2 separate regions of the Homo sapiens genome follow, and region 2 is linked to region 1. Evidence: read pairs that join two places in POLR2A ChIA-PET (ENCODE). Cell type or tissue: PC-9. All regions are shown on one strand. Each heading gives the region's core, and the rest is flanking DNA. Links, peaks and the distances in the headings are about the cores only. Region 1 overlaps SARDH (sarcosine dehydrogenase). Region 2 holds the start of DBH (dopamine beta-hydroxylase).

Region 1 (11,302 bases), core at 1,543-9,542:
TCTCCTGGGACTGTGGGGCCCAGTCCCCCCCATGCTCTCACAGGTGGGATTGCCAGAATTAAATAGAAACACAGGATGCTAAGCTACATTTGAATTTTGGATACATAATGACTCATTTTTAATGTAAGTATGTCCCAAGCCATATTTGGGACATACTTGGGATCTTCATCTGCCTTTTCGTCACCCACCCACCCACCCACCCAACAGCTCATGCGTCCCCATCTTCATGAGTGTTCTGGGCTGCCAGAACAGAGGATCACAAACCTGGTGGCTTAAAACAACACCAATTTATTGTCACGGTTCTGGAAGCTGGAGGTCAAAATGAGGGTGTCTGTACCTGACACTCTGCAGAGGACCCTTCCTTGCTCTTCCAGCTGCTGGTGGTGGCCGGGAGTCTTGGCCTTCCTCGGCATGCAGCTGCGTCACTGCAGTCTCTGCCTGTGTCACAAGGCCTTCTCCAGGTGTTCTCTTTTTTGTTTTGTTTTGTTTTGAGACGGAGTCTCGCTCTGTCGCTCAGGCTGGAGTGCAATGGCGCGATCTCAGCTCACTGCAACCTCCGCCTCCTGGGTCCAAGTGATTCTCATGCCTCAGCCTCCTGAGTAGCTGGGATTACAGGCGCACACCACCATGCCCAACTATTTTTTCTATTTTTAGTAGAGACGGGGTTTCGCCATATTGGCCAGGCTGGTCTGAAACTCCTGACCTCAGGTGATCCTCCCACCTCAGCCTCCCAAAGTGCTGGGATTACAGGTGTGAGCCACCGTGTTAGAAGGACAGCAGTCAGATTAGATGAGGGCCCACACTCATGACCTCACTTTAACCTGATCATATCTGCAAAGACCTCATTTCCAAATAAGATCACACTCCCAGTCCTGGTGAGGACTTTCACATATCTTTTGTGGGGGACACAATTCAACCCCTAACATCATCTCTTCAGCCAGCCAACCAACAAACCCACTCCCCAGACTCCCAGGCACCTGCTGCTCACCTCCCATTAATCCAGCCACCCACTCAGTCTTGCATCCACCCATCCACCAGCCCACACATCCCTGTTTCTCCATACATCTGTTCCCCCTTCTGCTCACCCACTCCCATCCTCCCATCCATCTGCCCACCTTCCCATCTGTCCATCCATCCTCCATCCACAAAGTAATTTATGCCACAGACATTTATGGAGTCTTCTCCGGTACCAGGCACGGAGCTAGGAGCCCCAGAATGAACGGGGGGCATGAATCCTGTCCCTAGAAACTTCTCAGCATGGTGGTGGATGGGTGGGAGGGGCCAGTGCCAAGGCATTTCAAGAAGAAAGAAGCTTCCTTCCCGCAAGGGTGACGGTGATGGGATGTCCTGCCCATGGCCAGTCCTCTCTGGGTCATTAAGCTGAAATGGCATCCCTGGGCTGAGGAGCTCTCCAGGTCACCTCCCAGTAGGGCATCCTGTCTGGGGGTTATCCAGCCTCCGTGACAAGGAGCTGCCCCTGTGAGCGGCCCTGGGGAAACTGAGGCAGCACAGACCCGGCTGGGGCCTCAGCACAGACCCGGCTTCCTTCTCCCTCTCGCAGGCTCCACCGTGTACACGTGCATGCTCAACCACCGTGGGGGCACCGAGAGTGACCTGACTGTCAGCCGCCTGGCACCCAGCCACCAGGCCTCCCCGCTGGCCCCCGCCTTTGAAGGTATGGGATGCCTCTGTGCACACGGCGCTGTGACTGCGGCCTGCTCTGTGGACTGGTGGTTGTGGACAGGGCAGGATGGACGGGATGGGCTGCTGACGGCAGCTCTGTCATTAGCTGTTGTGCCCGCTGTGGTCAGAGCTGGGAGATTAGAGGTCTCGTTTCAGGCTAAATGGGGGCTTTGTTCAGGCGGCATTGCTGGAGCTCCCAGTACTCAGTGATTGCATCTCTGAACCTGTCCACGCTGTTGCGGTTCGGAGTGGCTGCAGTGTGGGCGTGCTCGGCTCGGTTTCCCGGAACAAAGCGTACCAATGCTAGGCCGTGCCTCCCACTCAAAGCAGTCAGCTCCTTTCTGCCACTGACATCCTTGCTGGGTTGACTTCTCAGGCCCGTGTGACCCTCTAGTCTGGAGCTTGGATAGGCCCTTAGAAGACGTCCAGTTCAGGGCCCACGCTGATGCCTGATTGCCTGCTGCAGTCCCACCATGTCTGCTTGCATACCCTCAGGGACAGGTAGCTCAGTACCTTCATCCCTTGTTTGCTCAGCCCCAACTGTTACGCAGAGCCAGGACCTGCCTCTTGTCCCTTCAGCTCCCTGATCCTGTCCCTGGGTTCACACAGGAGCCATCTGATCTCTCGTCCTGTAACCCATCCCCACCAGGGATGAAGAAGCAGAGAGGGAAACATTCTCTTTCTCCAGGAAGAGGCATTGCCACCTCTGGGATGGGACCTGCACAGGGGAAGGTGCTGACCGTGCAGCTCTCTGTGCTGTCCCCGGGGCAGGGGCACAGTCAGCGGGGAGGGCTCAGCCCATTCAGAAAACCTGGCATCTCCTGGTTCTTGACCTGACTCCGTGCTGCTGGCAAATGTAGTTGTTTCCTCACTGGGACTCGGTCAGTGTCGAGCCCCAGCTTGGGCACTGGGGGAGAGAGGCAAGGGGAGAAAGGGGCTCATTCATGATCAGCTCATAACCCGCACCTTCGGCAGCAGTCATTGAGCACCGACTGTGTGTCAGGCTCAGTTTGAGGCACGGAGGACCCAACAGTGAGCCAAACACAGGAGGTTCTGGCCCATGTGGAGTTTGTATCTCTGGTGGGAGGAAATAGGATTAAAAAAATAAAATAAGTGGAAGGTGTAGGATGTTAGATGGGTCAAGAGGAAAAATGAAGACCGGAGGGGGTGGGATATTGGGGGCCAGGGTGGGAAGACAGCGCTCCTCACTGCCCAGCGGGTCTTCGGGGCTGGGGGCTGGCAGGGGCTCCTGGGCCTCTGCGGTTCTGCCAAAAGCAGGGAGTAGTGAGGTGAGCCCTGCGGTCTGGAGGCTGGTGGCGGAGATGAGGCTGAGAGCGTGAGTGAGGGGTCCTATGGGGTGCGCAGAGCTCGCCCACCCCTTCCCTCCTGCCGTTGGCGACGTGGAGGCTGAGGGAGCCATGGGCTGAGCCACAGCGCTCGTGCCTCATGGATCCATGAGCTCGTTCCTTCGCTCGTTCCCTCAACAGTCATCACGTGAGCCTGCACTGTGTGGAAGCACCAGGTAGCCAGGGTCGGGAGGAGGTGAAGGAGGCCGGTGGGGCTTCAGGGACCCCACAGTGGGCTGTATGTCCAGACGGGGGCAGGAAGGGCCCCGTAACACCTGGAGGGGGACATGCAAGGGGATGGGAAAGAGCGAGGTGTTAGGGAAGGCCATGTGAAGCCGCCGAGCCGGGATGAGCAAGGCTTCCTGGAGGAGAGGGCCGGCCTGAGCTTGGAAGGATGGGGAGGAGCCACTGGCTACAAGGGTGTAGAGGTGAGAACCAGTGTGACCTGCCCATCGCTGGTCGTCTCTGGGTCATTCAGCTGAAATGGCATCTCTGAGCTGAGAGGAGTGTTGCCTGTAAGGAGCTAGGCATCAGCCCCCAGTAGAGGGGCGGCCCAGGCACAGCCCATAGCCGCAGACTTAGTGAGTCTAGCTAGGGAGACAGTAGAGGGGCCAAAATGAGGACACAGGTCACCAAAAATCCTGGCCAGGTCCTGCCACTACCTGGCTCAGCGACCTGCCCCCCCGAGCCTCAGTTTCCCCCATTGGTGGAATGGAGTGAGGAAGACGCGCCTCCCGGGGCTGCGATGGAGAATTGAGTCAGAGTCTGGGGGTGCTGGGAGGGCTGGGGAGCAGCCTCCCTGAGCCTCAGTTTCCCTGGCTGGGGAATGAGGACCTTGCTCGTCCCCCCTCATAAGGGGAAGCTGTCAGGAAAGTGCTTTCAACGCTGAGCCATCTCCCAGTGGTGCACAATTAGCTTTCCAGAGGATTCTGGTGGATTCCTAGAGCTGAGGGCTGGGGATCGGCGGTGCTGGTTGCTGGGAAGGTTTGCACTTGGTGGGTGTGGAGTTAGCACAGTGAGTCACATCCCCCAGGGCTCTGCGGGTCCTGGGGACACCACTCAACAGGAGAAAACCACCATGTGGGCTTTGCTTTACTTTCAGGCTTCAAAACTGCACTGTTTGAGTTATGAATATGCATGGGCATTAAATATGCGCGTGTTGAATACGTGCGCTACCTACCCATGCTGCATCAGATCACCACGGAGCCGAGAGAATGTGATGATTTACACAATGTGATCAAGGTGGCATACAAAGCAGCTGTCAATCTCAAAAGTAATTTTAAATGGTCTTTATTGATCTTTTTGTAAGATTACAAAAGGATACATGCTCCTGGGAACCATTCCAATGATACTGAAAAGCACAAAATCAGCTGCACAGCCCACAGCTCCCCCCACACCCACTGCCGATGGTGCAAGTCCCCGGCCACCCTGCCTTCTCACTGCTCTCTGCCATGTCAGCTTTGCAGGCCAGGCCTGGACCTGGGCTGACTGACCTCTGGCCTCAGGACTGGCGTCTTGTTTTCAGGGAAGTTGATCATGGATGGTCAGGGCCACAGGAGGCCAGGCCCATCAGCTGCCATCTCCCTGGGCACCAGTTGGCCTCAGTAGCTCCCATGCCCTCCTGGGAGAGGCCTGGGATGGCTGCAGACTGGGGGGGCCACTCAGGAGCCAGGGGCCTGAGAGTGGCCGTGTGTGTGTGTGTGTGTGTGTGTGTGTGTGTGTGTGTGTGTGTGTTGGGGGAGGTGAGGTAGGGTGTCTGTCTGAATAGAGCTGAGGATTCCATCCAGAAACGGCCCCAGTTCAGGTGTCGGGGAACCCCTTGAGGACTGGCTTGTCTCTTTGCCTTCATTCTCTGTTGTGCTTATGGTGTCAAGAGGAAGAAGAGAGGGAGCAGCCTGGCTGGGGCCTGCCTGGGGCCCTGAGAGGTCTCTCGTCCAAGGGTGCTTCCAATAGCCCTGTGGGGCCAGATGTTGTGGGTCTGCCCCTTTTACAGATGAGAAAATGGGGGCTCAGAGAGGTGAGAAGCAAGGCCGGTGAGCCGCAGAACTGCATCTGGGCCAGGCTGGCCTAGGCCTGTGTGTTCCCAAGACACCGTCCTCCCAGGGTAGGGGCATCCCTTTGAGGTGTCTGCAGAGGGGTGGGTGGTAGGGGTTGAGAAGCAGGTCCTTCTCCTAACCCCCATGGCTCAGAGGATACTCTGCAAGGCGTGGCCCTGGGGGACCCAGGGAGGGACAGATACGGTTCCTGGGCACTGTGAAGGCACAGGCCCCTGAGAGGGCATTTGTTTTCTCAGCCGGGAGACCCTTGGGCCACCCTCTCTGTCCCCACCTCCCAGGCCCTGAAATCCTGCTCTAAGTCCAGGTGCCTCTCTTCCAGGGGACGGTTACTACCTGGCCATGGGCGGGGCCGTGGCCCAGCACAACTGGTCCCACATCACCACCGTGCTGCAGGACCAGAAGTCCCAGTGCCAGCTCATCGACAGCTCCGAGGACCTGGGTATGATCAGTATCCAGGGCCCAGCCAGGTGAGAGAGGACTGGGAGCCCGCCCCTGGGTGCACCTGCTGCCTGGACCCAGGTCCTCCAACAGGCCCTTGGGCAGAACAGCTTGTCCAGAATGGGCCATTCTGAATAGTTAAGCGCTCTGGTAAACCAGAGATGCCATTCTGAATAAATATCTTCAAAGCACTGGAATGCAGATAAGCCGGTAACACGAGTCAGACTGAAATTTACAGCTGTTCAGTCACTGAGGACCCCAGGATCCCAGAGGGGAGGGCAGTCTCTGAGTCACCAGTGCAGTCTAGGAATTACCGTCCACCATCCCAAAGTGGGCAGAACCAGGCCAGATTTCGCCCTGCTACCTGGTAATTTCTGTACGCCACCTTGATCACATGGGCAGAATAATATCCTATACCGAGGGGTCCCTGGCTCCTCCGGAAACACCCTCCATGACAAGGTTAAGGCTTATCCATGCGTGCATTCCTTCTATAAACACCTGCCGGGCTGTGTTCCCCACCCATGAGAAACCAGGACCGGGGAAGACCCTCGGCTGCTGGCTCATGCACACAGCCACAGAAGAGTCTTGGGCAAAAGGACGGCTGAGCAGGTGTGCACCTTGGAAAGACCCCTCTGACTGTGCTTCGGAGGCTGGGAGAAGGGACTGGGGGTGGGGGACAGGGAGGAAGGACATCATGTTAGCAGCCACCAGTGGAGCACCTGTGACTTGCCAAGCCTGAGCCAACATCTCCCATCCCCACGGTAGCCCTTTGAGGTGGTCATAATTGTTCTTATTTTTACTGATGCAGAAACTGAGAAACAGAGAGGTTGAGACATTTGCCCAAGGTCACACAGCTGGTCAGTGCCAGGGCTGATGGGGATGCGTCCCCCTTGTGCTCAGAAGCCTGCACACGCTCACCGCCACCCTTTTTCAAGAGTTAAAAATCCTCTGTGAGAAAACGGCCTAGTCTAGGCCTTCCATTGGTGACCCTCCCCCACCAGGCTAAGGGGCCAGGACACTCATCTCGGTGTGCTTCCTGCCGCCACATCTGCCTTGGGGCTGGACAGGGTGGCTCTGCTGGACTGGGCAGGAGGAAGAGGCACGAGATGAGGGCACTGCTTCTGGGGACATGGAGGATATCAAAGGGGTGATCTGTCTCTGGAAAATGATGGTGGCAGCTTCGGGGAGAGGATGGGAAAGGAGAGGAGGAGAGGCAGGGAGGGGTGGGGGGGAGATGAGTCTCCAGCCTGAAGGTCGCCGAGGTGAGCACTTGACGTAGCAGGGCTGTGTCCTGGTGATATCCTGTCAGCCTGGGATTCTGCCGAGACCTCTGGCTGGAGTGCCCAGACTCTGCCATGGGGTCCGCTTTCCCTGGCACCCCACGCTGAGTCCTAGGCCAGTTGCTCCCCTCTCAGGCTGCAAGGGACCGAGCTGTTGCTGTCCGTCCAAGCATATGCACTGTGGTGCTCAGGGGCACACGGTAGACGCGTGCTTGCTGAGGAAGGGATAGAATCGGAGAGGGTCGAGTGCTTTAACACTAACTGGCTTCTGCCAAGTGTTTGACTTGAGGCTGCTCATAGAAACCAACATGCATTAAGGAGACATTTGGGCAGAACCCTGCAGGAAACGAGTGACCCAGCCTTGGTGTTCTGGGGGAACTGCTCCCAGCAGTGGTAACAGCAGGTGCAAAGGCCCCGTGGCAGGCCAGTGCGTATGTCTGAGGCACGCATTGAGGCTGGGATGGAGCAGGCCAGGAGCCGGGCTCAGAGGGCAGCAGGGTGAGATACTGGAGGCCCAGCAGCTGCTCCTCTGAGGGAGGGGTGCTGAGCAGAGGAGGAACATGGTCGGGCTTGGGCTTTGGTGGGGGGGTCTCTGCTGTTGGGTCAGCGGGCAGGGGGCCAGCAGGCCTGTGAGGAGCCTCAGGCCAGGCGAGGCAGGGATGCCAGGAGGGAGTGATGAGCTGAGTCCATGCGGCTCACGGGCGAGGGTTTGGCGTTGTGGTGGTTCCCATGGACTGGGCGAGGCTCATAGCACCCGACAGTGGATGGGGTGTGCTGAGAGGGTCGGGGGAGGGTAGGGGACAGAGACAGCTTCCGCGTGCATGATGAAGAGTGGAGGGTGCTGGCCGCAGCTGCCGGGAAAGGGACTGGGATGCGGTGGAATCATGCAGTCCCCAGCCTGGCCCACAGGCAGCCGCGATGCTGTGTGCTTTTCATTTCTCACCTGGGTGACCCCAACCTCCGCATCTCTGGGGTAGAGGGAGGGGTGTCAAGGCCTGGTCCTTGGAATCCTCTGGCTTCATTGCCACGCCAGCCTTGGACAGGGAGTGGGGATATTTTTAGTGTGGGGGAGGCAGGTGGGCCGTGGAGGGAGGAGGTGGCAGATGGACCGATCAAGGTGCGGCCCGGGGGCGGCCGGTGCGCCCAGCCTCATTATAAGCTGCTCCAGGCGGTGGCGGGGGAGGCAGCCAGGGCGGGAAGAGGAGCTCGCTGCCTCCTGGTAATTTCTTAACTTTCTCCTCCAAAATGTCCTCTATCTTTCAAAAATAACCCAAAGTTTCTTAGATGAATAATAATACTGGTGCTGCTGATAAAGGCTGCACTTTCGGAATTGTTATTCAGGACGTGCTCAGCACACCTACTGGACAATGGAGTAGGGGCTGTGTGAGCTGCTGCCCCATGGAACTTTCTGGAAATGCTCCATAACTGAGTGGTCCAACACGCAGCCACTAAACCCTGTGTGGCTACTGAGCCTTTGAAATGTGGCTAGTGGGACTGCATTTTTAATACTAGTGGATGTAAACTCAAATAGCCCCCTGTGCTGGTAGAGGCTGGGCTCGGTGGCTCATGCCTGCAACCCTAGCACTTTGGGAGGCCGAGGTGATAAGATCGCTTGAGTCCGGGAGTTTGAGACCAGCCTGAGCAACATAGCGAGATCCTATCTCTAAAAAAACAACAAAAAAATTTTTCAATTAGCTCAGCACGGTGGTGCACACCTGTAGTCGCAGCTACTTGGGAGCCCAAGGCTGGAGGATCGCTTGAGCCCAGGAGGTCAAGGCTGCAGCGAGCTGTGATTGTGCCACTGCAAGCCGCCCTGGGAGACAGGGTGACCTTGTCTCAAGCCAAAATGAAACAAAACAAACCAAAACCAATATCCTTGCGTGGCTGGGAGAGACGGTGTCGTGCAGCCCAGAACTGGCCATCGCTGTGGTCATGGTTAGCACCAGGGGCTTTGTGTGCTTTCTTGCTGGTTCCTCACAGTGGCCCGTGGCATCACAGATGAGGGACTGGGGCTTGGTAGGGTTCAGGGGTAAGTACAGGGCCTGGGACTAGAACCGGGGCCTCTGACTGGGAAGCTCGTGGACCCCTGGAACTGGGCTTCCCCTGAGGTTGCTGAGCCCATAGCCTGGGTCAGAGCCCTTCAAAGCCTTGGACCAGGTGGCAGCTCCAGGCTTCTGCCCCAGGGTCCCTTCCGTGCGGCTGCCACTCAAGGCTGCAGAGAGCATGTGCTTGTCAGGTCTGAGGCACTGGTATCACTCTCCAGGGCTTGGCACCACGTGGGTGCTGAGTGGTTACATAAGGGTCTTGGCCAACTGTACCACAGCTGAGCACCTCAGGCTGACGTGGGTGGCGGCTCCCAGCACTGTGACGATTGGGATTAGGGTCAGCAGTACTTCTGGACAGCCCACCCTGCAGCCTCAACACCTGCTGGGATCCCAGAGGGACAGAAGTGGGGGGGCGTCTCCTAGCAATGGGGGCCTCACCCTGCTGTGCCAAGCCAGGGTGTTCACAGTCAGTTCTATTTACTGAGAGCCTGCTCTGTGCCAGGCACATTGGGATAGGGGGATGCTGTTGGCACGGAGCTCCTGGGGGTGGATGCATTGGGGGTGGGTACAACCAATGTGAGAGACACCCTGGCAGGAGACTGTGGGATCTTGGACAACGAGTACCTGCCCAAGACCTAGGGAGTCAGGGAGGGCTTCCTGGGGGAGGTGACAGCTGAGCCAAGAGCTGAAGGATGACAAAGGGTTAAGTGGTGACAGGGGAAGGGGTGAGAATGCGAAGGGGCACAAGAGGGCTAGGCCTGGAGGTGGGCACGGTGCCCAGGAGGTGAGGGCTTCCTGGGAGACCATGGGTGTTGGCTCCAGTGAGGTCTCCGGTACTTGCGCAAGTGTGAGAGTAGATGTGGTGCTGGGTACCACGGAGCAGGGAAAGTGGGGAGCGAATCCCCACCCTCGCAGAGCTTAAAAGCAGGGGTGGACCCAGCAAGTCTGTGCAAACTGTCCAGTATGGACTGAGTGTCCAGTGCTCAGGAACATTCCCGGGCCCTCATAGCACTGTGGCACTCAGGTGCAGCCCTGCCCTCGGTAGGTGACAGTCCCCTAGGAGGTTGAAATGGCTCTTAGCACCTGCTGGGTGCTAAGCCCAGCTCTCTACCTCCTCCAAGTCTGCAGCCTGAGCGTCTCACACCCATGTCAGGCAGAGGACTTTGGGGCCGAGGTGCCCAGTTGGAGGGTTAGGTCAGGGAACAGAGCGGGGTGGTGTCTGGGAAGAGCACTTTCTGCAGTGGGCTGGGAGGAGGCCGGAATCTGCTCCAATCCGGCTCTGCCTTGGGCAAGTTACTCTACTCTTCTGTACAGCACTGAGGCCACCATAGCCAGCTCCTCTCTCGGGCCGTGGCTACCAAAGCAGCAGCTGAGGCCCCTCTGGCCTCTGAAGAGTTGGAAACCTGGAGAGGCCTGGGGATGTGGATTGTGGATTGTGGACCTGGTCCAGATGCTCTGTTCCTCCTGGCCTGTGGGCTTCAAGGGCATTCTATGGTTAGATAACCACTCTGGCCTCACTTCCCCATCTAAGAATCGCGAGTCCCGTTAGAGCTATCTCCAAGTCTGGCCTCCCCCAGGGGTCCTGCTAGCCCTAGCGTTACCCCGTTGGAAGGTGGCTGTCTTATGTATATTTGGAACGTACATCTGTCTTGGTGTATTTTTATTAATCCATGTTTATTGTCATCTGTCTCATGAGGACAGGGACTTATCCCACTCATGGCAGGTCCCCGGGGCCTTTCCTGCCCAGGCCCCACCCGTGAGCACTTGCTGACTGAGCGACTTTGCTCTTGCCTGCAGCCGAGCCATTTTGCAGGAGGTGCTGGACGCAGACCTGAGCAACGAGGCCTTCCCGTTCTCCACCCACAAGCTACTGAGAGCCGCAGGGCACCTGGTAGGTTCCAGCTGGCCACGTCCTCTGGGTCGTGGGTGGCAGCATGGTGTGAGGGGTGCGCCGGGGGATCTGGGGGCTGGGGGCTCTCGGGCAGGTTCCTTTGCCTCCCTGGGCCTCGGTCCCCAACTGTGAAGGGGGGACAGTGGGACCAGGCGGCCCTCCTACAGGCTGTTGGGAGCTTGGAGAGGTCATGTGGATCAAAGTCACAGCGTCTTCCATCCCTCCTCGGTGCCTGGTGCATGCCAGGGACTCAGTCCCAGGGAAGGTGGCCTTGGCCTCACTGCCTGCATCGCCACCTATTGTATCCCCTCCTGAAAGGCGCGGGGCAGCCCTCCCGAGGCCAAGTGACCTCCTGGAAACGGGAGGGCCGAGCTCTGCTGAGCAGTAGCTGGCTCCGGAGAGCTCCGTGTGGCAGCCTCCCAGCTGCCATTGTGGGCGTGGGAGGAGGGGCTGCTGGGGTGGGAGCACAGCCAGTCCCCAAACAGCACCCCACATGTCCCCCACCAACTCTAGAAAGCCTGTATCCTGGGGGCCAGAGCCCGTCCCTTCTGAGATGGTGGTA
Region 2 (11,302 bases), core at 999-8,998, 58 kb after region 1:
TCAGAGCAGGGCCCTTCCCAGGCAGCTCCACTCACCCTACCTGGGTGGCCCTAAGCCTCACTAGCGACACAGGCAAGTGCCTCCTGGCCGAGTCTTGGGAATTGGAGGGGGCAAGCTCAGCTCCAGAAACAGCAGCCACCATCTGCCCTCATGAATTCACAACACCCAAAAAGGCAGAGAGGGACTCTCCGCCCCACCAGCCCATGGTGAGACCAAGATGCAGAGCTGGAGCCGGCCGCTCCGCACAGACACAGCTCCCCCGCTCCAGCTCGGCACTCCCAGATAAAGCAGGCACCTCCTGACTTCAGAAATAAAACTTTTTTGTCACTCCTTTGTGTGTTTCTGTGGAGAGAGTTGGGTTTCATCCACAAAGAAGCCCTGGTGGCCAGTCCCATGTGGAAAGGAAGGCTGGAGCAGGACCCATTGTAGGCGGTGGGCTCGCCCACTTCGGGGACCCCCTGCAGCTTGTGGAAGGGCCTAAAGTCCCCTCCAGTTTGAAGGGAAACTTTTCCCCTTTCTCCACCCTGTGAAACAAGAGTGGAGGTAAATTTGGACGGAAAGGAGTCAAGAGCCCATCCTAACAGTTTTGGCTGAGCCCTGTGGGGCTTGTTCAACACCTATGGGTAGGGGCAGGGTGTCTGCACCTGCTCAGTTGGTCCACGGGTACAAGCACAGTAGGTCAGGCTGGATCCCATGGGTGTGCAGGCCTCATGCTGTGCCCAGCCACGCGCCACCACCTGGCCCACATCAGTGGGCATGTGTGCTCTGGGGACGTGGTACTAGGCATTGTTTACAGGGCCGAGGGTCGTGGGGTCTGTGCTCATGCGCGTGTGGGGTGTGGAGCGGCACGAGTGTGTGTGGTGTGTGCGTCCTCTGTGTATAGTTCCATTCCTTGGGATTACTGGGTCCCATGATTTGGGGCGGGCAGTCAAGGACCATGGAAAGCATGTCTTTCCTATTTTGTCCTCAAACTGAGATCCCCATGATGCCCAAGCTCGGGGTGCAGACTTGGCTCAGAGCAGAGTCAACTCAAACACTGACAGGTGACAGAAGAACTTTCTGGGTTAAGGAGGGTGAGTGCAGAAAGACGGCCAGATGGGGTGCCGGGTCAGGAAGGGTTTGGAGAGCTGGCAGGGAGGAGAGACTCACCGCAAAATAGGCAGTGTCCCCATCGGTCCAGAGCACCACGAGATCTGCGTTCTCAAGCTCGCCACGGTCGGACATCCCAAACAGGACGCCAGCCTTGAGCCTCCGCACCAGGAGCTGGAAATGGATGGCCTCCTGGGTGTAGCTGACATTCCATGAGAGCTCCAGGGACCCCTCCGGGTCCAGGGGGATGTGATAGGGGAGGGGGCTCTCACGGGGAGCCGAGCCCTGCAGTGCGGCCACCAGGATGACCAGGAAGATGGCCACTGCTGTGCTGTACATGAAGGCTGCCTCCCGCATGCTGGGGCCGGGCAGGCTGGCCCAGCGACTGAGGGCGGGCATGGCTGGGGTGAGCTCTCTGGTCCCACCTGGCCATTTATGCCCTGGTCCTGAATGGGGTGGGTCCAGGCAGCACGGGTAATCACATTTGTCTAGCGGGGAATCCAATTTTCCCTCCCACAAGCTTGCGCCCCAGGCCAAGCACTCAGCCTGCTGCCCTCCTCTAATTGGCACTAATGACACATGGACGTCATCAGTGGGAGTTGAAGTAGACAGGCGGATGCTGTCCCTTCTGAGATGGCTCTGAAGAGCTGTCCCAAAAGCAGATGCACCCTGCAGCCAAGAGGCCTTTCAGACACCCTCTGGCCAGGCACCAGCTGACTGCCTCACAGGCTGTCTGGCCCAGTCCCCAGTGGGATGGGGTCTGCGTCGCCTCTACCCACGGATGAGCAGACTGAGGTCCGAGGAGCTGCTCCAGGCTGACCAGTGAAGGATAGGCCCGTAGCCACTGCAGGCCTGGCCTAGCGAGCAGAGCCGTTTGTACAATACTAGCAGGTGGGCCCATTTCAAACCAAAAATAAGACAATCTCCAAATAGTCCCTGTGTTTAGACACTCTCTCCACGGCCTGCTCTTCCCACTTTTGTCTCCTCTCAATTTTTCCACAGCCTCCAGCTGGTACCACTGCTGCTCCAGAAGGCGCGAGAGCATCATAGGGAGTGGGGGACATGGGCGTGGGGTGCATTGCTGGGGACAGACGGAGCTGGAGCTGCACAGGGGATAGGCAGGCTGCAGGGTGCACTGCTGGGGGTGACAGCCTTTAAGGAAAAGAGGGTGAGTGACAGGCCTGCTCCCCTGTCTCTGAAGCTCCCAAACCCACAGCTTCCTCTTGCCCAGAGCAGATCTGGCCTGAATTTGAAGCCTCTCAGGGCAGCTGGCCGCAGCCCTGCTTCTCCCACACCTGCCACAGGACCTTTGCCATCATCCACCCGTGGGCCCGAGGGTCAGTCTCACCACGGCACCTCTCCCTCCTGTCCTCTCCCACAAGTAGACTGAGGGCAGCTGCCTTCAGGACATTCTGCTTGATCCCTCCAGCTCCACCCCCCAGGCTGGGTTGACAGATCTCTCCAGCTGGACTAGAAGCTGTCCCTCCTCCCCAGCCTCCTCCCTCCCTTCCTTCCTTTTCCCTCCTGTTTCTCGTCTCTCTGGAGAAACCCAGAATCTAGCCTTAGGGGCACATTCATGTCATAGGCTGACAGCAACATTTAGGTCCTTAAATACCCATGACAGCAGGTCTGGAGGCTGCTTCAGCTCTGAGCTCTACGCTGTAGAAAGGAATGACTGTGTCTTTGCACGAACGTGAAATTTGGAGAAAGTGCCAGCCTTCCCCTGGCCCTCGCAGGCAGTGCTCTCTGCCCCACAGTGGCCAGGCCATCCTGCAAAGCCAAGCTCAGGCCATGAGCCCCTCCCCACTGATTGCACCCAGAGGGGCACCGTTCGCCCCCACCCACAGCCCAGGCAGGTGAGGTCCAAGTGCATAATCACCTGTGCAATAGAGTGTGGCATTGGTGTGAAATTGTCTCCCAGGCCAGGGGAAAGACACTCTTGGGAGTTCTCTGGTGAGCCTTGGGAAGGGTCTCAGCCTCCGAAGGCCTGGCTTTCCCATCAGGACATGCCACCTCCGTCGCCTGAGAGCACCTCACCTTCATGCCTCAGATTAGTTCCAAAACCTCCTCACCTGTGCCTTGTAAGCAGGTGTCTGCTGCATCCCGGACATTCACTCTCGGGACTGGGGAGCGGCCACAGCGAGCCGGTGATACGAAGAGCCTCCGGGGTGGGCAGGCACTGGTGTTCCCAGCACGGGATAACAAAAGCCAGCAGAGGCAGAGGTGAGGGTCACGGGCTCCACAGCACACCCAGCTCAGGGGTGAGCCCTCCCAGCAGCCTGGTGGCCACCCAGGTGGCTCCAGCTAGACAACAGGCTAAACGAGCACCAGCTGGGGCCCGCGTTGTGGGAAGGGGGGCACCTCTCTCCCCTCTGGGGTATTGAGGCCCCAGGCACCCCTCCTGCTCCTCCGGGGTCAGAGCTCTGGGGTCATATCCTGCTCCGCCCTCCTGAATGCGCAGCTGGCGTCCTCAGAGAAGCGCTTTCCAACCCAGCGCCTCCTCCCCATCTACAGACACAGGAAGTTGGATGACAAGGACAATTGATCCCTCCAGCTTCCTTCAACCCAGCGGTTCTGTGGAGCGAGAGGCAGTGAAGAGCCCCTGATGCTACCAGCCCTTGGACGGCTCAACACACCTCCAGGCCTCGCTCCTCTCCCGGATACGCCAAAGACCAACAGCTGCTGGGAGCTCTAAGGAGGGACGGCAGGTGCGGTCTCGTGCTCAGCAGTGTTATGCACACATGTTTATTTTTAACAGGAATCAAAGACATTTTCTTTATCCAACTCAAAACTGGCTTTCCTCTAGCATTTGACAGAAATGATTCAGCTGATTCCAAAATACTGATAACTAAGTCCTAGGGAGGGACAGGAGACACAAGTCAGGCCGCACCAGGGCTTCCCCTGCCCTGCCTCCATCCTGGCCAGCCTTGGGTGGCTGGGTGTGCGATCATCCCTGTCTCAGACACAGGAGAGTCAGCCTCGGAGAGGCGAGACAATGCGCCTGAGCTCACAGGGTGGGCCAGTGCCTGGGGCAAGCACCCCAAAGAGGGTGCCCTGAGCTGGAGGGGGCTGCACACCTTGTCAGCCAAGGTCAGAAAAATTCCACTGGAGTCAAGAGGAAGGGACGCTCAAATGAAAAATGCAACCGCAGAGAAAATCTGCGGAGACTGGGGCCGGGCGGGAGGGAGCGAATCCAATCGGATGGCCCCGTGGCTGCGCCCTTCCTTGCATTAATGGATTTTAAAAGGGAGCAATCCGACCCCAGGGTAAGGAAGCAACAGTCAGCTCTCCTCCTGCCCTCACCCTCCTCAGAGGTGACACCTGCTTGCCAGGTGCTCTCTTGGCCACATGCCTCCCTGTGGTGCCCCGCGGGGGGCTTTCCTCCCTGCTCCCACCCCTGCTGCCTCTGCTCCAGTGTCTGGGTGCACGTTGCCCTCCAGAGGTGGCGGTGGGGGTGGGGATGGGAATGGGGGTGGGAGTGGGGTTGGGGGTGGGGTAGGCCGGGGAGGTGCAGGGTGTCACGGCCACGGTGTCAGGAAATAAGCCCCATTCCTGCTGCTCAGCGCCTGGCTTCCCTCCAAGGCGCATCGACGGCTGACCTTGTTTAGAACCAATTTCAGCTTTTTAATAAGCCCTTTGCTTTCCTGAATCTCTCTGATGCCATCAGCCTTTGCAGGCTGTAATTCCCCATCGCCTCTGCCACATGAGGCTGGCTTCTGCTGACGTCCTAACCTCAGGCAGTGACAACCCCAAGTGGAGCGACGGTGGTGCAGACTGGAGCTGGGTGAGTGAACAGGCCAGGCCACTCCCCAGTGACAACGGGGCCTGGCCACAGGACAGCACTGTCCCTCGCCTGTGGCTCAGGCTCTTAGGGACCTCCTCTTGGCAGGAAAAATTCAACTATCAGTCTGATGGCAGTGCCTAGACCTGACTTGTGATGGGATGGATTGGGAGCTGCTGGGAGACGGTGACTCTGTCCATCACAGAGCCCACTCCAGGGTGGCACAGTCCCCTTGGGGAACTTGGGGCAGCTGGCCTATGTCCCTCCTCGTCCTGAGCATAGGGGCTGCGGTATGAAAGTTAAGAGGCACATTCTGGGCTGGGCACAGTGACTCATACCTCTATAATCCCAGGACTTTAGGAGGCAAAGACGGGAGGATTGCTTGAACCCAGGAGTTCGAGACCAGCCTGGGGAACATAGCATGACCCAGTCTCTACCAAAATAAAAATAAAAACAAATTAGCCAGGCATAGTGGCACAAGACTGTAGTCCCAGCTACTCGGGAGGCTGAGGCGGGAGGATCGCTTGAGCCCAGGAGTTTGAGGCTGCAATGAGCCCTGACTACACCACTGCACTCCAGCCTGAATGACAGCGAACAACCCTGTCTCAAAACAAACAAACAAAAAGCATATCCTGCCTGAGGAGGCAGCGGTGGCACCATGCCTCTGCCTCTGCTCATAAGCGTAGGTGGCCGTGAGAGTTTGAATGCTTGGGATATCCCATGGCCTGAGGTGTCCAGGGCCTGGGGCACTGAGTAGGGTGGCTACAGTGGGATCAGCATGAGGACTGGGCCCAGGGCAGGTCACAGAGGTGCCCAGAGCACCACTGAAAGCTTTCCTCAGCTACTGGATTAGAGGCACCCTCTGGCCCTGAAGCTCTGTGCCAAAAGCAAGGGGCCACTGATCCCAGAAGGGGTCGGTATCGTGAGCCCCAGTGACACTCCCCTGGAAGCTCCCAGGGAAGCAGAACCCAGGAGTCTGTGGCTGGCTCCAGGGCTGGGGCTGCCAGGCCTGCCAGGCCACTCCTGTGTGACCCCAAGCAGCCCCACTGTGAGCAAGTCCTCCACTGTCACTGGCAGGCGGCTGGCCTGGGCAGGACACAGCCTCCCCCGCCTCCATCTCTCCTCCATACACAGGGGTCAGCGAGATGGGGAGGTGGACTCTCACACCTGCGTGGCCTGCACCCCCAGCTCTGGGCTCATGCTCACATACTCAGTTTTACACACACACACACACACACACACCCCTCCAATAATTTGGCCTCAATCTTGGGGCTGAGGCCTGCTGGGCCCTGAGGAATCTTACAGGGAAACCCTTTCTGGGTCCTGCTTCTCCTTTTCTCCATAAGGATGCGTGACTGCTCCTCTCTCTTGAGCAGCTCATGGGGGGAGGTGCATGTGCCTGATTTTTGCATTTTCAGCTTTTCTGAAGGGACCACACTGCCAGGATGGTGGTGGGTCCTGAGGCAGTAGCTCCAGACCACACCCAAGCCACAGCGTAACTGTGGGCACCAGATGGAAAGAGAGGCCCTGAAACCTGCCGGCCATGTGACCCACCCGGACAGTCCCCACAGCCCTGAGCCTTCTTTCCTCATCTGTGAAATGGCCATCTTGCTCAGGACCGGCACTGGCGCTGACTTCTGGCTACAGAGGCTGGGCCCTGCGTGGCCTGCACCAGCACTCAGGGCTGCTGGTCTTGCCCCCCGCTGGCTCCTGCCAGCCATGACCCTCTTCCTGAGGCTGTAGTTCATCTGTCAGTAAGCTTGGTCACCTCAGAGATCCACCAGGTTGACCTACCATTGACCCAGAATGGGGCCGATGCAGTGAGGGCTAGCGAGACAGCCCCGGGCTGCCCTCACCCGCATCCATCTCGGGGGCTGCTGCACCCACTGACATCACAGGGTCCAACAGGCAGGGCTCTGGCCCAGGAGGGTCTCGGAGAACATGAGAATCCGCCTCCCTCCCTGGAATCTCTCTGAGCTTCTGGCGTGTGGTGTGACAGACAGAGGGATGTCCCCCAATGGCCACGTCCAGATCCCTGCAAGTCGGGTAGGCTACCTGGGGAAGGGACATTCAGTGTGATTAGATTAAGGACCCGGAGGTGGGAGGTGGTCTTGGATTGGCTGGGTGGACCCCATGTCATCACAAAGGTCCTACGAGAGAGAGAAGGAGATGCATTGATGGGGTCCAAGGAGAGGAGGCTGCTTCCAAGACGGAGCAGGGGCCATGAGCCAAGGGATGTGGAGGCCTCTGGTAGCTGGAAAAGGTGGGAACAGATTCCCCTCCCAGAGCCCCCAAAAGGAGCCAGCTCTGCAGACACCTTGATTTTAGAGCTTCTGACCTCCAGAACTGTAAAAAAAAAAAATCGTGTTGTTTTAAGCCTCAGAGTTTTTGGTCATTTGTTACAGTGGCCACAGGAAATACAAGCGCCCTCCTCTCCTAGTGTCTGCTGGCACCGTCACACTCTGGTGGGACCCCCAAGTGCAGTCGGAGACTGTGTTCCCTTCTTTTTGTCCTGTTATGGTTTTGGTTCTCCCAAAAGCAGACGCTGAGGCAAGGGTCTGGATGTGAGCAGGCTGTGTGGAAGGAGAGCTCAGAGTGTGCGGAGACGGGTGGGCAGGGGAGTGGGAACACTCACGAACCGTACTTTCATAATCAGTTTCCTCCATGGGCAGTAGGGACTCAGTTCCAAGGGGACCCTGGAGAGACTGTGGAATGCACCCCAAAACTGTCACATCAAGGGTGAAGAAGCCGGGGCCCTCACCTTCCCACACCCATCCCTCACTGGCAGAAGGACGCTCCTGGGGTATCAGAGCCCAGCATGGGGGCTGCCGGCTGGTGGGCCAAGTCCACTCACACAGCCAAGCCCACCCCAGGGTGGGAGGGGGGGGCAGAGATGCAGGAAGTTGTGGGGTACCAGTTGCCTTGGGCAGGCCCAGGAGATGGGGGTTGTGGTGAGAATTGAGGGTCAATGCCCTTTGCACCATGCCATGTGCAGTGGGAGCCCTGTGTGGGACAGCTGTCACCAGGTTGTGGTCTGGGCTCCCGAGTCCTGAGATGCCCTCTGAGTCCACAGGCTCGTAGGAGCCGTGTCTGCAGCCCACCTGCCTCTTCCCTAGGCGAGCATGCAGGCACTGGGCGTTCTCGTGAGTGAGGGCACCCAACCCTTCCAAGTCACATGGAGGCCCTGACTGTCACCATTTCACAACTTAGGATGCCGAGGCCTAGAGACAAGTGGCACTGGCCAGGGCTCCGTGGTCATGGGTGGTGGCTGCAGAGTGGTAGGCCTGGAAGAGCGTGGCGTCTGGCGTCCATGGAGTCTGGAGAGGAAGGCTGGCCTGGGCCTCCCGGGCGGTTCCATGCAGGCTCTGCTGACTCTCAAGATGGGGGCTATGGCAGCCTCAGAGTGGGCGGGCAGGGTTCGAGTGAGCTGCCTGGCAAAGGCTACAATGCCAGCGACCAGCCCTCAGACCCCCGCTCAGGGCTTATGGGCCACTTCACCACCAACCCCTGGAGCTCGCGGCTGCCACACCCCACTGGACACAGACCTATGTGGCTGAGACCGGCGCCACCCAGCCCAGGACCCCCGGACCTGCCCTGACTCCCTGGGCCTTGGCTGAGAACAGGGGACTTGGGCCCCAAGGTCTGAGTGGTCAGTCAGCCCTCATCCCACCCCCCATGCCCATTTCAGGGCCAGGTGTTCTTGGAAACCTGATCCCAGAGATGCTGAAGGGCAGAGCCTCGCAGGCTCAGCAGGGCTTCCACTGGCCTCAGCGCCCAGGGCCGAGGGGGCATCTGTGGTCCTACCCGGGGGCAAGCAATGTGGAGGCTGAGGCTCAGGAGTGCTGTCCCTTGACATTTAGGTGAGTTTCACTGGGAGGGACATGGTCCTTATCCCAGAGAAGTAATCAAGACAAAGGCAGAAAGAGGCAGGTGCATGTTCCTCAACCTCTGTACCTTGTTTCCTCAGCTTATGGGGACAGTGACAGAATTACACTCGCATTTCCTCAGGCTGGGGGCTCCCCGAGTCAGTGCAGGCAGAGGCTGGACCATCTGTGCTTAGTGAGGGCTCCCTCCACGGTGGCGAGCTCTATCATTATAAACATCCAGACAAGCCTGAAAAACACGGCGCAGAATCACTCCCTCAAATACGACTACCATTAACAGCTCAATATGTCGTCTGTCAGAACAGCTTTTCATTCTCTGAAATTTTTAAAATTGTTTATTATTGATTTGTCACATCATGTAAAATGTCCCGCCTTAACCACTGTAAGCGTGCAGTTCAATGGCTTTCAGTGCATATTCCTATTACCGTGCAACCATCACCACCATCTGTCTTCAGAACGCTTCATCTTGCAAAACTGAAGTTCTGTGCCCATGAAACAACAGCTCCCTATTCCCCCTCCCCCAGCCCTGGGCACCTACCATTCTACTTTCTGTCTCCATGATTTTGATGACTCTAAGACCACATAGACATAGAGCCATACAGGATTTATCCTTTGTGTCTGGTCTATTTCACTGAGCATACTATCCTCAAGGTGAATCCAGGTTGTAACATGTGTCAGAGCTTCCTTGCCTTTTAAGGCTGGAGAAGAGTCTATTGTATGAATGATCACACTAGATGTATCCATCATCAGTAGATGGACAGTTGGGTTGCTTCATCTTTTAGCTGTTGTGAATCATGCTGCTGGGTGTGCAAATACCTCTTTGAATCCTTGTTGTGAATTCCTTTGAGTGTGTACCCAGAAATGGCATTGATGCATCCTGTGATAATTCTACTTTTAATTTTTGAGGAGCCATCACTGTTTGTTAAATGGCCTGCTGTACACACTGTCCTGCCACTGGTGTTTTCCACGTGCATGTTGGATATATGTTGAGTATACACGCTCAGTGCTGCCTCCGCCTTTGACAGCTCTCAAGTATCCCACTGCAGGCATGGTCTCTGATTGATTTAGCCAACTCCCTGTTGATAAATATGTGGGTCGTTTGTTTCTTAAACTATGAGTGACAGCGGTGCAACTCTTGCCTTTGTCTGCCGGCCCTCATACACTTGTACCCACGGCTCTATAGCATCAGTCCTCAGAGCCCGGGCTGTGGAGCCAAGGACTTTGGGCTCCCTAATTGAAATCAACCCACAGGTTCAAAAGGCTTTGGTCAAGGGGGATGCTCAGACGCTGGCTGTTATGCCACCAGCCAAAGGCACAACTGCCTCCATGGAACAAATAGTTTCTAACAGGTAAGTAGGTTTAAACCCTGTTGATGGGCCAAATTAGCTATTGGACCAGGCAGCCTCCCTCCAGCTACAATCAAATGCATCACATACATAAACACAAATTCAATCAAGCCTAAGCCTTGCCATCTGCTTTTCAAAGATGAGACTTTGGAAACAAGCAGGTCTCTGTGCCTGGGGGCTTCTGACATTCACAAAGTAAGAAGCAGGCAACGATCTGCACACCCTGATCCAATTTCCCCTCTGCTGATCAAGTTATGGAGAGACTTGGCCCCATAAGGCCCTGGGGAAAGGGCGAATTAAAATGACCAGGACAGAGATGGTCTGTGTCACGTAGGAGGTGAGGAGGTAGCATGAGCTACAGTGCTGATGAGGATATCTTTCTGGGTGGCACTGGTCAATACCTGGAGCAACAGGATGTCTTGGAAGTGCTGGGATTGCCAAAGGCCTGTTTGGTCCCAGGAGAACAGGTCTGGGTTTGAAGTGTCTCAGCATGGTGGGTTGGCCAAGGCCACTGAAATGGTTTGGATCTGTGTTCCTGCCCAAATCTCATGTTGAATTGTAATTCTCACTGTTGGAGGAGGGACTGGTGGAAGGTAATTGAATCACGGGGGCAGGTCTTTCCTACGCTGTTCTCATGATGATGAATAGGTCTCACGAGATCTGACGGTTTTATAAAAGGGAGTTCCCCTGCACATGCTCTCTTGCCTGCCGCCATGTAAGATGTGACTTTGCTTCTCCTTTGCCTTCCGCCATGATTGTGAGGCCTCCCAGCCACGTGGAACTGTGAATCCATCAAACCTCTTTTTTTTTAAATAAACTACCCAGTCTCAGGTATGTCTTTATTAGCAGCGTGAGAACAGACTAACACACTGTCCTCGTGATAGTGAGTGAGTTCTCATAACATCTGGTTGTTTAAAAGCATGTAGCACTTCCCTCCTCTCTCTCTCCTGCCACCCTGTGAAGATATGCTTGCCTCCCCTTTACCTTCCACCAAGATTGTAATCTTCCTGAGGCCTTCTCAACCATGCTTTCTTTACAGCCTATGGAACTGTGAGTCAATTAAACCTCTTTTCTTTATACATTACCCAGTATCAGGTAGTTCTTTATAGCGGTGTTAGAATGAACTAATACAAAAAATTGGTACCAAAGAAGTGGGGCATTGCCATAAAGATATCTAAAAATGTGGAAGTTACTTTGGAACT

What was found. ChIA-PET counts read pairs that join two places held together with the same protein. Peaks named below come from ENCODE experiments on the same cell type or tissue, not always from the same donor. Only the 100,000 strongest peaks of a DNase experiment are listed, where the experiment ranks them.
Region 2: POLR2A ChIA-PET joins it to region 1 with 16 read pairs; 2 of 35 experiments call an interaction of 5 or more read pairs at or near these places.

Annotation. Positions count from the first base shown.
Region 1 is chr9:133,684,631-133,695,932 of GRCh38, reverse strand. It overlaps SARDH (sarcosine dehydrogenase), which reads left to right. Exons shown (of 21, transcript NM_001134707.2): 15 at 1,562-1,675; 16 at 5,406-5,553; 17 at 10,647-10,740. Among named protein-coding and RNA genes, the nearest start is that of DBH-AS1, 33 kb to the right of the region's middle. RefSeq lists an enhancer at 10,025-10,525. In PC-9, for the core only: no CTCF peak of the experiment used is centred there; a DNase peak (open chromatin) is centred at 5,682; H3K27me3 peaks cover 3,355 bases.
Region 2 is chr9:133,626,558-133,637,859 of GRCh38, reverse strand. It overlaps DBH (dopamine beta-hydroxylase), which reads right to left and starts at 1,497. Exons shown (of 12, transcript NM_000787.4): 1 at 1,150-1,497. The coding sequence starts at 1,488. RefSeq lists an enhancer at 1-232. In PC-9, for the core only: no CTCF peak of the experiment used is centred there; no DNase peak of the experiment used is centred there; H3K27me3 peaks cover 7,590 bases.